2 separate regions of the Homo sapiens genome follow, and region 2 is linked to region 1. Evidence: chromatin loops called from intact Hi-C (ENCODE). Cell type or tissue: Caco-2. All regions are shown on one strand.

What was found. Hi-C counts contacts between places; a loop is a spot of excess contacts. Peaks named below come from ENCODE experiments on the same cell type or tissue, not always from the same donor. Only the 100,000 strongest peaks of a DNase experiment are listed, where the experiment ranks them.
Region 2: a loop joins it to region 1, with 8 times the contacts of the local background. A loop is called at or near these places in 45 of 110 quality-filtered maps.

Annotation. Positions count from the first base shown.
Region 1 is chr2:177,161,088-177,169,087 of GRCh38, forward strand. LOC105373760 (a long non-coding RNA gene) reads right to left here and starts at 4,423. Exons shown (of 6, transcript XR_001739795.1): 1 at 3,261-4,423. RefSeq lists enhancers at 5,714-6,232, 7,234-7,528. In Caco-2, CTCF peaks have their summits at 806 (motif pointing left) and 3,672 (motif pointing right); DNase peaks (open chromatin) are centred at 3,654, 4,270 and 7,454; H3K4me3 peaks cover 759 bases.
Region 2 is chr2:177,600,811-177,608,810 of GRCh38, forward strand. IFT70A-AS1 (IFT70A antisense RNA 1) reads left to right here and starts at 2,250. Exons shown (of 3, transcript NR_198966.1): 1 at 2,250-2,363. It overlaps LOC124906098 (a long non-coding RNA gene), which reads right to left and starts at 3,867. Exons shown (of 3, transcript XR_007087317.1): 1 at 3,588-3,867; 2 at 2,933-3,096. In Caco-2, a CTCF peak has its summit at 3,840 (motif pointing left); a DNase peak (open chromatin) is centred at 3,821.

The DNA.
Region 1 (8,000 bases):
TGTCTCAGCCTCCCAAGTAGCTGGAACTACAGGCGTCTGCCACCATGCCTGGCTAATTTTTGTATTTTTACAATACAAAATATATAAAATGTATGCTCAGAGATGTTACCATGGTTTATTTAGGGAGCAAAATGTAATTGAGATTGTCTGAATTATTTTACGTTACTGAAAACCTACTGACCCAAGGATCTCATCAAGCATAAGAAACCAATATTAAAGGCCACTGGGCTTCTGCGTTTTATTAGCTTTAAAATGGAAAACTAAGTCTGGCTCATATTAGAATACCCAGTGATTGCAGTAGAACCTCTCCTCACTATCACAATCTTAAAAACATATCAGATGGTACATTTTAACATCTCTTTACTTCAGAAAACAAAAAGCTGCCGCTGGAAATGCCAGAAAACAGCTGCAGAGATTACACAGGGATTTTAGCTTATTTTATTTTTTGAGAAATAATGAAATGTGAAACAGGATTTCTCTCTAGTTCAAAAAACAGGGAAAAGAACTCTTACTGCCAAGTTCTTGTCTTCTCAATTATTGTTAGTGGTATCCTGATCATTTCATATAATTAAAGAATAAAAATTGACCCTCTGTGACTTAAAACTACAACAGTCTAGCACATGGTGATTGCCCATGTTCTAAACATGTATGTTATACATGTACACAGATTGTAAGTATCTATGTTATAAACGTAAAACAACGACTATAATAATTATTATTATAATAATCCAGCCAGAGAAACCGCAGACCATAAAACAGTATGGGCTCCCCCTGCTGTTTCTACTGGTAAACTTAACTAACATTTCCGGTTGCCAGGGCTTGGTGCCCTGATTTTAAGGCTGATTCATAAACAAAGGGTAAATAAAACAAAATTAAAATACCACTAGGTCAATAAATCAGCGGTTGAGGGGAAGAGGAGAAATGGGAGTGCCAACGCATTTATTGTAATAAGGAAGCGTGAACATGAAGGTGAGTAGTGCTTGGATTCCAAAAGCTAATGAGTTTCCAGGGAGCATGAAGGCTGTCCTGCCACTGCATTTAGATTAAGAAGTTTTCCAAGTCTGACTTGCTGTGAAACTTTTCCAAATCTAAAAATCATGTAATGCCCTTGGGCAAACTGGATATGGTGCTGCCATCTCCAATCTCTGCAAGTGCGACATGTACACCGGCCCCAGCCCAACAGAGCACACTAAGGAGATTATTTTGGAGAAACCGTAATGACATTGAACAGGAGGCTAGCTTAACACCTTGCCCAAGTGAGATTCCCAAGCCTCCTCCGTGATGGCTGCTTGGAGTTCTGTAGGCTAATGAGGGGAACCATCTGTAGTACTTTGCCGGCAGATGTGTCCCCCTCATACTGTGCCAATGTCTCCTGAGGAGAGGGTCTGTCGAGGGTTCCAGCATCGCTCTGCGAGGGAAGATTGTGCTATTTCACAAGCATGTAATCTGGAGGCCAAATATTTAATTATTCGCATATACACATTTTAGTATGCCTTGTCTTTTCAAATGTGAATATCAGAATGAATGTGTGAGTTTCCTTATTTGTAAGTTTGTCTTTATGTTTTCACATTCAGGGACATCGTATGATATCCTATGGTTATTTCTTTTGCAAAAATCCTATGCACTATTTCGAATGAAAGGAGGATTTGAATCAAATGAACTACTTATTTGCTGATATCACTATTTCAAAGTCATCAGAGCAATTGCTAAAGAGAAAAATTATAAATATGTTCAGGTATGTTTCCCTTCCTTCCTTCAAATGTGTTCATTGCCATATAGAGTTACTTTCTAATTCTATAATATCAAAAAGTAATAAGAAATTAAATTCAAAAGATAAATCTTAAAATCTTAATGAGTAAATTTCAAATTAAGATGGAATGACATTTCAAAGCATTTACTTGGTAGCATATGGAAAATTATATAAGGATTATAGTAGGCATCAAAATATTTTAAGGCAACCATTAAACAGTTTTAAAGATAGACCTAATTACAAACTCAGCACTTAAAGTAGGTACTTACATACTACAAAGCTGTTTTAAGAGTATAAATTATTTTATTTTGCTGTAATTCTCAAAATTTTATGGCAATTCAACTCTAGCATTCACGTGTTTCAATTAATCCACTGTCATTGATTGAGCCTTACTAAAGTTAATTTGCTTTTTCTAAAACAAAAAAAACAGTAACAATACCCCTTTTCAGGTACTGATTTGAAACTCTTAATTGTATGAGCTCGGCTTCTATATCAAAAGACAGATAAAAGAGACATAGAGGAGACAAGGTCAACTGAAGATTTTTAAGATTTTTAACCAGGGCCTTATTACATATGAAAAGTTATAACATGATTAAAAACAAGGGGGAAATGTCAACATTTTGACTTGGTTGATAACAAGGTTAGGTGAATTTCTTATATCAAATATGCAGGCTTTAGCAAAAGTTTAAAATATGCTCAAAATAGTAGTCTATGTAAATCTCACACACCAACACCATGACCAGCTATTTTACTATCTAATGTCTCACATAGACAAGGTTTTAAATGTTATTTCTCCAACAGCATAGTAATATAAATTAGACTGAGGTAAGACTATGACAATTTCTTCCTTCCTGAAACCTCCTCTTAAATTAGATCTACCTTCCAAAAATATTATTACAAGAGTCTTGGTTCAGATTATCCTTATTCTCTATAACTGACATAAATATAGATATATGAATGACATTTAAAAAGAAAAGTTCTTCTTTATAACCTTCAGCTTGTTTTCATAATAAATTCCACCGGGAATATTAGTAATAATAATTGATTTTAGCAATAAGTAATAGAGTTATAAACAGCTCCAGCTGTTTAGTGAAAGAAATGTCTCAGCTTCAGGTTTTATTTATTAGCATTTGAAGTCCCTCCATAACCCTAGTAAGATCAGTTATGGCTTAATTAAATGAGAAAGATGGCCTGCCAAAGATTCTTTGTTCTTAAAATAAATACTGTATGTTTTCTGTTTTCCTGCAAATCATCACAGCCTATTTCTATTTGAGAATAGATAGGGCTCCAAACCTACATCTACTTCATACCTCCCAAATAAAGTCTCTTTTGCCTGGAAATTTTGTATTTTTTTCATAGTGTACCATCTACAAATACCATCTTAAGAGGTTTCTCCTTTATTAACCATTTGAGAGTTATTCATCTCAGAGTCATACGTGTGAGGAGGTAACAGAGCCTCTTCACAGTAGAAATATTTGCTACTTAAAAATGAACACAAATTTACACTTACAACATGTCCTCAGTGCTGTGTTTGTGATGAAGTTCCATAGTTATTACGTGTCCTAAGTATATGTTCAACCATATCTACAAATGAAAAACAAAACGCTAAAGATTCACTGGCAAAAGATTGAGCTGCTCCATCAACATGGCAGGAATATTTCAAATAAATGATCTCTTCTCAAATCCTTTGGAGAAATGATTGCATTTGTCTGGCCTTTCCTCTCCCTGCCCCTGCCCACCGTTTTTCTCTACTTTCATCTATAATCTCGTCTGCTCCTCTCTGGCCACACTGCAATGATTCCCCCATTATGCTGATGGAAAAAAAAAATGAGGAGGATGAGGGATAAGGGGACGCGAGAAGACCGACGCCTTCCCAGATTTGAGAGCGACAGGGCGGCTCCCCTCTCCTACCACTAGCTGGCGCCAGAGCCCTAAAGATGCAGTGATATATTGCGTCATCTCTTACTAATTAACAAAGCTGTTTTCAAACTGATCGTAGTTATTCAAGGGAAACATGAAATAATTTTGACTATGAACATGTAGTAAAGCAGCAGCATCGAGGGTGATATCCCGATGAAAATAACTCCATTTTATGCCTTCAAGCTTTTGTCTTAAAAAAAAAAAGGCAGAAAAAAGAAAAAGAAATGCATCCTTAAATGATTCGTGGGTTTTTATTTTACCCAAATAATAAACCAAAGGGAAGTCTTTTTATCCTCTACAAACTATTCACTATATATATAAAACTGTAAAACTTTCCAGTTATATAATGCTCTGTTAACCTAAACAAAGTGCCTTTTTTATTATGCTTTTAGTCTAAGACAGAAATGCCCGACACATCAGGGTCACAGGGAAAGCTACTTTACTGCTTCAGCTCCTAATTCACTCACACACTCCTTCCTCCTAACCAGCTTCAGCTTTCTTCTTCCGACCACAGACTCTCCAAGATTTTGCTTTTCTCATCCTATCCTTCCCTCTTCTTGTACAAGCGAACACTGTCCTTCCAGACTCTTCCATGGCTGCAGAAGCTGTAGGGAGGAGCCCTCGGCCAGCCAGACAAAATGCACGTAATATTGCTCACTTTAGGAAAAGATGGCTCCTGGACAAACGAGCAGCAAACAGTGCGTTTGGTTTGACGACATGAATTATCATTATGCAAGTAAGACAGAGTTTAGGTCTGGCTAGAATAAAATCTAAGGTGAAAAATTCAAGCACTGTATGTGCTGCCATAGAAAATGTTATTTTTCATTTGGGAAATTTTCCTACACATGTAGCACATTTTTATCATTAGAAAAATGAAAGACTCTGATTATTTTGGCAAGAGAAAGTACATTCAAACTTCAGTGAAATACTATAATTTTTTTAAAGAAATACTTTATAGTTTGACTTGTGAATATATTAAATGGCTGGGAATACTCATTCAAATCACATGCCCTATTACCCACCCCATGCCCTCATTTCCTCTGGGAGCTGCGGAGGTCTGGCACTTGGAAAAAGAGGAAAAGAAGGAACGGGCTTCTCTGAGCCTTCTTCTGGCTTTCATAGGCAGAAAAATATCAAGCTTTCTTTTCTTCACCCTTACCCTAATTCCTCAAAGAAAGAATGCTAAGCTTTATCTTGGGTGGACTTCCTTTACCCTACACTAAAAATAAGATTGAAACTTGTTTTCTCCCTGTATCAGCCAGATTTCTACATGTGGTTTGTCAAAGGCTGCTCCTGAACTGGTTTTCCCACAGGATATCAGTGAATCATTACCCTTTAATCTCCAAATAAGATCCCAGAAATGAACAAGAGCAGAAAGTGATCTGGAATGCAAATCAATGTTTGTTTTGATGGCCTTTTGGTTTTCTAGTTGAAATCTCCCTTAGAAATTCTTTTATTATGGCACCTGGGTGACTTTGGTCTGGGAGAGAACATTCAGAAAGTGAAAATGAAGTTTGAGGAAGTCAAAAATGCTGCATAGCAAATGACGCAGAAGCTCAATGTGTCTGCATTGTAAAGAAAGGTCAGGTTTAATCCTTTGTTATCAGTCGTAATTTTGCTGGTCCCTTTCAGGAGACATCATGACAGGGAAACTACATTAACCACAATTTGGTATGCCCTAATCTTCATGCTAACTACAGTTTTCTTTTGTTACTTACTGGCCTTGACCTTTAGATGGACGGCATCAGGTGCTACTGAAACCAGCAGATCTCTCTCTAAAGCCTAGTGCAGGCCTGAGTCATATGCAGTTTAATTCATATTCCACTCAACATGCCCGTTTTATTTCCAGTGGAAATTGCTCATTTAATTGCACTGTACGTTTTATGGGGTATGCCCCAGGCTGCGTTCTTTATGCTAGGCATTTCAGTATTTATGGGCATAGCTATACCCAAAACTTCAAACATAAAAGTAAAACCAGCAAAATATGCTCTCCTCCAGTTCCATAAATGCTTTTCACCAGTTTCATTATTTTTTCCAATGAGATTAAATGGGTGTGTTAAACCTGTAACATAGACTATTACTTGGTGTTTCCAGAGCTTCTTTTGTCCTTCATATTCAAATCCAATACAGCCCCTTTTTCCTGCTTCTGAATGAGACTGCAAAGAGCAAGTATGGTCCTTCTGTGTATGGTCTAGCGCCCAGGAACAATAAAGACTTCCTCTGTTGGTAGCCTATAGAATTTTTATCTGTGAGAATAACCTGTAAAAGGTTTTGGTGTTTTTTGTTTTTTAATGAACTGTGCCTGCTTCTAAGTCACACCTACACCCACTAAAACACTGGATTAAAGATCGAATGTGGCCGGGCGCAGTGGCTCATGCCTGTAATCCCAGCACTTTGGGAGGCACAGGCGGGCGGATCACGAGGTCAGGAGATCGAGACCATCCTGGCTAACACAGTGAAACCCCGTCTCTACTAAAAATACAAAAAAATTAGCCCGGCGTGGTGGCGGGCGCCTGTAGTCCCAGCTACTCCGGAGGCTGAGGCAGGAGAACGGCGTGAACCCGGGAGGCGGAGCTTGCAGTGAGCCGAGATGGCGCCACTGCACTCCAGCCTGGGCCACAGAGCGAGACTCCGTCTCAAAAAAAAAAAAAAAAAAAAAAAAGATCGAATGTGTGTGTTGCAAAATAAATAAATATGTCAGCCTTGTACTGCAGATGGCTCCTGTGTTTTAGGGCAGGAGCAGACAGACATATGATTTTACCTGTAGCAGATCAGAAGGCATTCCCATACTACCCAAATGCAGAAAGGGCTCTACTATGTTTTACTAAACCTATGACTGTTTTTATCTGCTGTTATCCATCCCACTATATGAAATATACGAAAGCATGTTTCCAGGAAATTCCAGAGTTTTAGACAAACGCTTCTTGATAAAAGCCATTAATGGCTTTTTAGACAGTTTAAGTAGAATGGTACAAACAGAAGCCTCATCACAGGGGTTTCAGAAAAGGAAAACAAAAAGACAATAGGTATAGAACGACTCATTTGTCTATAGATTTGGAAAATGTCATAGGGTCGAGTGAAGATATTTGCCAAATTGAAGGAGGTAAGGACATATTTAGAGCCTCTGGGAAAGATGACAGATCTCAAGGACTAAGATTTGAATGCCGGAACAAAGCAGAATAGAAAAAGACTAGAGTTGTGTTTTCAAAAGAATAGGGAATATTTCGTAGACTTAGAAGGAGCTAGAGGTGGTAGCCTGAACTTTAGGAATAGGAATTCTTAGTGATTTGCCTGCAGTGTAGTAGATGTCAATGACTGAAGGATGACTGAGGATCTTAAGAAAGATGTGGCTTCTTCTTTCTCAGAAAAGCCACAGGGAGTGACCCCTGCAAATCCTTCCGAGTATAAGGTGTACACCCAGTGACAGCCTTCCTCACAGGACATAGTTATCACAGCATTGATGTGATCATTCCTCTCTTAATTAGGATTCAGTGCAGATGCAATTGGCTGAAAACCCAAAATAACAGTGGCTTAGGTAAGATAGAAATTATAGTCATTATTGGGATTATCCACACATTCTGGTTCTCCTGCTTTTAGGGCAAATAGACTACTTGCCTACCTTTTTGAAGTTAGATATGGTATGTGACTTGCATTAGTCAGCAAAATGGCATGTGTTATTTTCAGTTCCAAGCCTTATCAGTATACAATTCACTACATTCCTTTTGTCTTTGTCAGCAATGGTGGAAGCATTGGTTGACATGGACACTGTCAGCCTGGCTTTCTGAGTACCCACAATGAGCAGAGTCCCCCTGCTGACCAGCAATGGACATGTGGTGTGATCAAGAATAAACTTGCGCTGGGCATGGTGGCTCACGCCTGTAATCCCAGCACTTTGGGAGTCCAAGGCAGGCAGATCACAAGGTCAGGAGTTCGAGACCGGCCTAACCAACATGATGAAACCCCATCTCTACTAAATATACAAAAATTAGCCAGGTGTGGTGGCGCGTGCCTGTAATCCCAGCTACTCAGGAGGCTGAGGCAGGAGAATCACTTGGAGGAGGTTGCAGTGAGCTGAGATCACACTACTGCACTCCAGCCTGGGCAGCAGAGTGAGACTCCATCTCAAAAAAAAAAATAGAATAAACTTGTTGTTTTGAGTCACGGGTTAAATTTCTTTCTCACACAAAAGTCTGAGTGGTGGGGCTAGGACTGATACAGTGATTCATGGTTTGAGGGACCCAAGGTCCTCTGTCTTGCTGTTCAGCTGTGCTTGGCATGCTCATGCTTCATGGTTACAGCACTCAAGCTTTAAGCAGCAGGAAGCAGGAAG
Region 2 (8,000 bases), 440 kb after region 1:
AAACTGGGTGGTGATTTGCTCCAGAATGCCCCTTCCAAAGAATTCCTTTTGAAGGTGAACACAAGAAGTGCAGGGCCCCTGCTAGGCCACAATAGGAGCCCAGCTTCTTTCAGTTACCTGAATGTCCAGTCTCAGCCCTTTCCTTTTTCAAAGGGCAGCTAACTCTCACTGACTGAGAAAGGAGACAGCCTCATTCTACTTTCTGTCTTGACCTCTCTGAGTCCAGGTCCACTTGATAAGGTGATGTCCCTCCCCTGGACCAAAGATTGACACTCTGCCCCTTCAGTTCATCCAAGGTCATGTGGTTTGGAAAAACCTATATAGCAGAGGAAAAGTCACGACCCTGCTAATTAGGACTTTGCCCTGAATGTCAAACGGGATGCACTTTAAAGATATAAGCCTGCTCACAGGAAAAAGACCCTTTGTGGATTCCTACTCCCAACCTAGGTCACAACTAGCCCATCAGCCTTCAGGTGCACACCCATTCCTTTCAGGAAAACTCCACTCCCAAACACCCCTAGTCATTTGGTCTGCAGAAGCCATCCAGGACTTCGACCAAATGGTTAGTGATGGCTGTTCCTATTTAAACCTCACGAAACAATAAGGTGTGTGGTGGTCGGGGGGCGGGGGGCATTTCTTGTTGCATGGAGAAGGGTGGGTCTGAAGTCTACTGGTCAGATTTATTTTTCAATATTTCTACCAGGGTGAGCTATAGGCGTGCTCATCCCTTCACCTCTTATGCTGTGTCTGCCAGTCTCATCCAATGGCCACATTCATTTTCAGGAAAAATATAGTTTATTACTTATTTATTTATTTTGAGACAGAGTGTCGCTCTGTCGCCCAGGCTGGAGTGCAGGGTCACAATCTCGGCTCACTGCAAACTCTGCATCCCAGGTTCAAGTGATTCTCCTTTGCCTCAGCCTCCTGGGTAGCTGGGATTACAGGCACCCACTACCACTCCTGACTAATTTTTGTATTTTTAGTAGAGACAGGGTTTCACCATGTTGGCCAGGCTGGTCTTGAACTCCTGGCCTCAAGTGATCCGCCCACCTCGGCCTCCCAAAGTGCTGAGATTACAGGCGTGAGCCACTGTGCCAGGCTCTGGGATGATAGCGTTTACATTGATATTGAGAAGTATTTCCCAAATTTGCAAGGTACCTTTCCTCTTCTCTCTCTCCTCCTTTCCCCCCTTGGGGCATTAGGCCCCATTTTTGTATAGGACAGTGTTTGGTTTCTTTCCTGTTCTGCTCTGGGAGGAGAGCAGGGGAGAAGAAAATTATTGCTAGAATATTAAAGGAGCTATGTTACCCAAGGGCCATTCTGATCCTCCTCCGGGCCTTTTGTGTATGGGGCTAGAGTAGGGAGGTTGCCAGTTCTTGCTGTGTCGCCCATGGGGTTTTGGCTCTAGAAATGCTACAGAGCTGTAGTTAAATTGTATTTTACGCATTCAAAGGAGCCACTTTCAAATCTTAAAGCAGACCCTGACCTGCAGAAAATCAAATGTTAAAAATCAACAGATGTTTGAGCAAGAGGAAGTACAACACTGAAGGTCTCTTCGTCGTTTGCCACATACAAGGCCTATGAGGGTAAATGTGGCATGCTCAAAGTAGCACAGATTTACACTAATGTTTTACCCAGGCAAAGTTTTCAGAAGAACTCAACTACCTTTAATGTTGATTCTAAAAGGGTGGTGTGTTCTTAGAGCACCCGTGGTAAAAAGAGTATGAAGCTCTGGACATTTGGGGAAGAGACAAAGAACCTGCTGGATTGTCTGTGCAAGACACAGGCGCTGACCTGGAGCTTACAAGAGGTGAAAGGACTAATCTGCATGGAAGGGACCCACACTCTGCACTACAGAACACATGGGAAGACACAGACCCAACTCACAGCAAGCCACATGTTGCCCACAGCAGGCCAACAGGCTAAGTATGTTGAAAGGGTTAACCATAGAGCAGTAATGTAAGAAATCTATGTAACAATGTGAACAGCCTCATAAAAAACGCCCAGCCAAGACCAGCTACATAGTTTTCAAAGCCCAGTGCAAAATGTAAATGTGAGGTCCCTTGTTCACAAATTATTAAGAATTTCAAAACAGTGACAGCAGAGATTAAACCAAGCACGAAGAGGATCCTCCTATGTGTAAAGCTTTGTGTGACTGCACAGAACCCACATCCAATGAAGTGAGCCCTGTGTCTCCAATAGAATCAATCCAAATGTATATCATCAAAACACTCTAATGCATTGATTTTACTTAGCAGGAAAGACCTTTGTCCTCTCCACAGAGCAGCTATGTCAACAGAAGGAAAAGAGATGGAGTGGACCTTCCTGGGATCCAGGCTGAACAGGGCTCTCCTCACTCTAAGGTGAAGACTGTGATTCTCTGTCTCCTTCTAAGGTGACGGGGTTCCTATTTTAAGCTATCTGCCAGTATGTGTGTCGGGTCTGAAGTTGTGTTGGTTCTGTGAAAAGGTTTCTCTTATACATGATTTCTTTCCCATGTCCCCCTTTCTTAGCAAACACATTGCTCTTTAAGAGATTCAGGGAAAAAAAATTTTTTGGCAAGTTTTGTGGGCTTTTATTAGATATACGCTGTAATTTCAAACTGATTACATGATGTCTGGCTTTCTCTGAACCCCAATTCAATATCCTGAAGAAGGGGAAGCTTTATTGCAAGGCTGAGGCACACACCAGGAGTGGGGTCTGGTGGGAAGTGCTGGCGCTCACGGGTCTGCTGATTGCTCTGGCTTCACCCCCTAAAATCTCTGGCTGACTGCGGATCCTTCACCTCTGCATTGCTTTTTACATGGACTTTTTCATCCTTCTGAATTATGTTTATTTTGCAATTATAAACTTTTTTTTAAAAAAAGACAAATCATTCACACTGTTACAACCTTAATATGCCAACTGTTTTCACTTTTCCACATTCTCTTACCGTCCTGGATTAACGTTTTGATCGTTGCATTCATGCTGGAATTATAAATTTTTGTTCCGGTATAGTCGAATTTTAATGCCTTCTATGCTCATAAAGTTAAAAATCATTTACAAATTTAAAGAACAGAAAGGAACAATAAAGCCAAGAAGAGGCCTTAGAATTGCCTGCAAATAGAAGATAAAGATTATGCAACAGTTATAAACTTTTTTCAGTAAAAGACAAATCATTCATAATTCTACAACCTTAGCACTCCATCTGCCTCTAAATGCTTAGTGGCAGTGATCCCAATAGAATAGAACTGAAGTGATTTTAATGGTTACCTATTTTATAGAAAAGAAAACGGAGTCTCAGAGGTTAAATGACCTGCCCAAAGTTGCACAGCCCCTAGATGCAGTCAGGACTAAAGTGGGCTGTGAAGGACTTTTTCACATAAGCTGAATAATCCTATTTCCACACTAGTAAGTTTCTGTGGGACATAAGTTCTTTGAGTGTCTATACTTTGTGGAATGAGAGAGTTGGAACAGATGCTTTCAAAAATCTTTCCAACTCTAAAACTTTGAATCCAACTCAAAATGAACACAATTGGATCCCAGCCTAGTCAGCCCAGGATTACCACACACATAATGAAAAATGTGGTAATGATCAGAACACTCACGATTTTAACAAGATGTTTTGTGCAGTGGCTAACTGGATTCTTACAAAAGCTGAAGGCTGGATCTCAGACTGCACTGTGACAATACATCCGCTGTCAGACAGATCCACAGGCTGGTGCTGACACTGTAAAATGACTAAGTCAGAGTAAAAGGAGGTGGTGGTCAGCAAACAAATGGAGGGGTGATCCTGTTTCCTGCAAAGATCCTTGAGCTTAGAGGACTTTCCAAGCAGAATAAGGCCCCCTCTACTGGTAGGATTTGTCATCCACCAAAAAGTCAGAACTTGTTAGGTTTGTGAGAAATGGGGGAAAAATCCTAATATCAGAACAGATTAGAGTGGTAAGGAAATGTGAAAACAACAACAAAAAACATAGTTTATAAAGTTTCAACTCTTCAGACAAGCAAATACAGCTCTAGAAAGTTTACAGTTGTTTTCCAATACATTTGTTAGGCAGCATTCTCCCAAGGAAATTTTCACCATAGGTGGTGAAAATATCTGACTAAAAATATAAAGCTAGCTTTTTGAAAATAGTGAATCAATGTAAATAAAAATCACACTTTTGATCAGCGGAGAGTAGGATTCTCCCCACACTCTCTCATGAAACTCTTTCATTTGCCTTTACCAAGATTTCTTAAACTTCAGTCATTCAACTATCACTGTCATGCTTCTTGCCATAGCCTAGTACTATGTGTATTATTTAATATTTTTCCTTCAATAAAACCATTTTTATTTTAGCTTCATCCTAAGCAATAGAATCCATGAAATTTCAGGTTTGATGTGTTAGGTATATATGTGTTTGCGTATGTGTGTGAATGGGTACATAAACCATACACACGATAAAATAAATACATGGCTCTTGAAAAATGTTCATCTGTGTGCCAAATTCTTCTCCATTAATTATTGCATGCGTGTAACATGCTTTACAAAACACTGAGGTAGCACCTCATGTTTAAGTCATGTAAATACGGTAGTCATAATTTCATCATTCCTTTAAAGGCAAGTTGTTGATTGCCTTTCTTCATCTGGTCTTGCCCTTCTGCCTTATCCTCTTCCTTGAGGCCTTTCTTCATCTCTTTTCCATCCTTTGACAGTCATTTGGTTTAGTATTCATATTTCTTTTCTCCAGTGTGGTGAGGAAAACGTCTTTCTCTACTGCCCACTGGGGACTGTGCCTCATTTGACACTGAACTCAGGGAAACCACATTGAAACAAACTGGCATTTGACAGGATGAATAAAAAGACCTTTGCATCCTTGTCATCTCCTAGGAATTGGGGCTTGAAGAATATTGAACAGTGATGTTATTTCTATTTCATCCTCATAGTCAGCCTTCTCTGAGGAAATGGCACATAAACACAGAAAGACCAATGTACAAAAACATGTTTAATAAATTATTCCTTGAGGAACAGAATAGAGTCTGTTTTTGTTTGGGCACTGTGAAGGCTGAAGTACTTGCAGGGAAGAATGGAGATGAGAAAAAGGCTGATCTTCATGAAATCGTTTCCTTTATTAAACATTCCTGTGGAATTAATTCATGCTCTGTTTCTTCAGTAAAAAAAGCGACCATTATGCATTTATGGCTGGATCAATACAATTCCCAGTTAGTTATAACTTGATACTGCTGTGAACCCCCAATTATTTACAGTGAATTATCTGTATTGAAGCTGACCCACAAAAGATCACTTTTGAAACGTCTTGTCATTGTAATCTGTTTTCTTGGCTCTAACCTATTATATCATCTCTGTTAACACTTAATAAGAAGTAAATAACCTAGGTTAGGCATGGTGGCACATGCTTGTAATTTCAGCACTTAGAGAGGTCAAGATGGGAGCCTCACTTGAGGCCAGGAATTCAAGACCAGCCTGAACAACATAGTGAGACCCCATCTGTAAAATTTAAATTTTAATTTTAAAAAGAAGTGAATAAACAGCCTTTCAACACAAAATATTACACTTTTAAGCAACTTTGGACCTAAAGAGCTCAGAAAGATTTGCTTCAAGTACAATCCATTTTATATTAAGAAGTGCATTACCTAAAGTTATATAGAAAACTCTTCTCCCAAAGGAAAGAACTGCAGCGGCTAAATTTTCATTTTGGTAACATTTGCATAAGAGTTTCAGAATCATATGGAAGATTTTTACCAAGTAGCCCATGATAAACCAAACATGGATGAAAATGAAAGTTACAGCAGAAATTTAAGCATATTCAATTCTAACAGCAGCTGATCCTGAAGACTGAAAAGCTAATACAAGACTCTGGGACCCATGTGGAGGAATGGGTTCTCTGCATTTACCGTGGCTTCCCAAAGAGGTTCTTTCTGATGGCAAACAGATGGAAACCCCATAGAGAGGCAGATTACCGCTGTGACTATCACAGGGCTACATCGTGCTTTGGAAATGACATCAGCCAGGAAATCAGTGACTGGAGTTTCAGATTTCATAGAAGGATTTTGCTTCGTTTTTTGTAGGCCCAAAGATGGCAGGAGGAGGCAATAAATTCTGCCTTAGAACCTCTCCTGGTAGATGTTTAAAGAGATTATAGGAGTAAATCAACTGTCCCAATCCCCTGATGTGATGTGGACCATCCGGTTTGAATTTTAATTTCTAGCGTCCTTCTTTTAGAGAACCGAAATAAGCCAACAACTCAGAATTAAGTTGGGCCTGATAAGTGGAATGCAATGCTGAGGGGGATTATCAGGAAGACCTAAAGTATTTACTTTTTATGAAGCTTTTCCCTTAACCAGATTTATAGCTGGAAAGGGCCAAGACTGCAATAGTGCTGTACATAGATTAGCATTTCTCACCAGAGAATAGATTAGGTTGTCTCACTTCAACGCTAAATCCTGCTGTTGTTTTCATTCTTTCATCGTTACTGAGATTTTACTGAAATCACCTTTGTGAATGTGGAGGAAATTCTAAAACTGGGGAATATGTTTTCTGTGACTTGCTGTATGCATTGGTATTTACCTTGTGTTTTTGCCAAGAAGCAGTAAGCAAGGTTTAGACTTAGTTCTTTGGGTGGAACAATTTAACTCTCTATTTAACTCTACATAAGTGAATGCTCTTCCAGTGAATTCATATCCAATTTTATGAGTAGCTGTTGCAATTTCAAAAGACTTGATGAGCAGTTAATGCTAATGAAGTCAAGGTTTTGGGTAACATCTTTACAAAGGTCAGTTAATTTTGTCCTACTCACCTGAACTTGAGGAGTGACGCTGGGTCTCAAGGAAGACATACTCCCAGAGTGTTTGGGAATACGCATAAAGATTCATCACCCTATGAACAATAGTCAAAATGTATGGCGTATATGTGATGCCAAAAGAAATTCAATGACACTTTAGATGATGAGGCATCCTTTATTTAAGGTGTGTATGTGGGAACTACCTCCATAGGTATACAGGACCACTGCAATGCGATTTTGCGGTAGGGAAGAGTGATTGGGCTTAACTCCACATATAGCATGGGCAAGTGGGAATTTATAGCCAAGGAGCAGGGTGGGGATCAATGGATGGAAAAGTACTAAGAGCAGACATTAGGGCTAAGTGGGGATTCTGGCCAGACTGACATAATAGGATTCTTGCTGAAAGCAGGCTGGGGTGATCAGACATACCTGAGGAATGGTGGAGAATAAGAGACCCAGTAACATCTGGAGGGTAATCAGATATGAAGGAAGAGGGAGTCTACTAAGCCAAGGATTCTTGTTAAAATTGGACAGTGCAGGCCGGGCACGGTGGCTCACGCCTGTAATCCCAGCAGTTTGGGAGGCTGAGGCAGGTGGATCATGAGGTCAGGAGATTGAGACCATCCTGGCTAACACGGTGAAACCCCGTCTCTACTAAAAATACAAAAAATTAGCCGGGTGTGGTGGTGGGCACCTGTAGTCCCAGCTACTCAGGAGGCTGAGGCAGGAGAATGGCATGAATCTGGGAAGCGGGGCTTGCAGTGAGCCGAGATCACGCCACTGCACTCCAGCCTGGGTGACCGAGACTCCGTCTCAAAAAAACAAAACAACAACAACAAAAAAAAAACTGGACAGTGTAGGGACAAATACGGAAGTCCAAAAGTCAAGGCCTACTTGAAAAGTTCAGGGGAGCCTGAGTAGAGTTCTGTCAAAGAGAAAATCTTTTTCAATGGTGTTTTCTGGGTGCTTTTAGAGACAAGAAGCAGAAAAATATGGCTCAAACAAGTTCAAACAATAAGATATTATTTCCATTCTACTGAAGACTCAGAGGTGGGTCAGGCTCCAGGATCATCAAGGACTCAAATTCTTTCTGTTTCTTAAGATATCTTCAAAGTCACCTTCACCCAAAGTCACCACGACCCTCCATCAAGGTCACAAACTGGTGGCACCAGATTCAGATCAACAATGCTTGATGAAGAGAGACTTTTTCTTATGTCCTTTTTTTTTTTTTTTCCA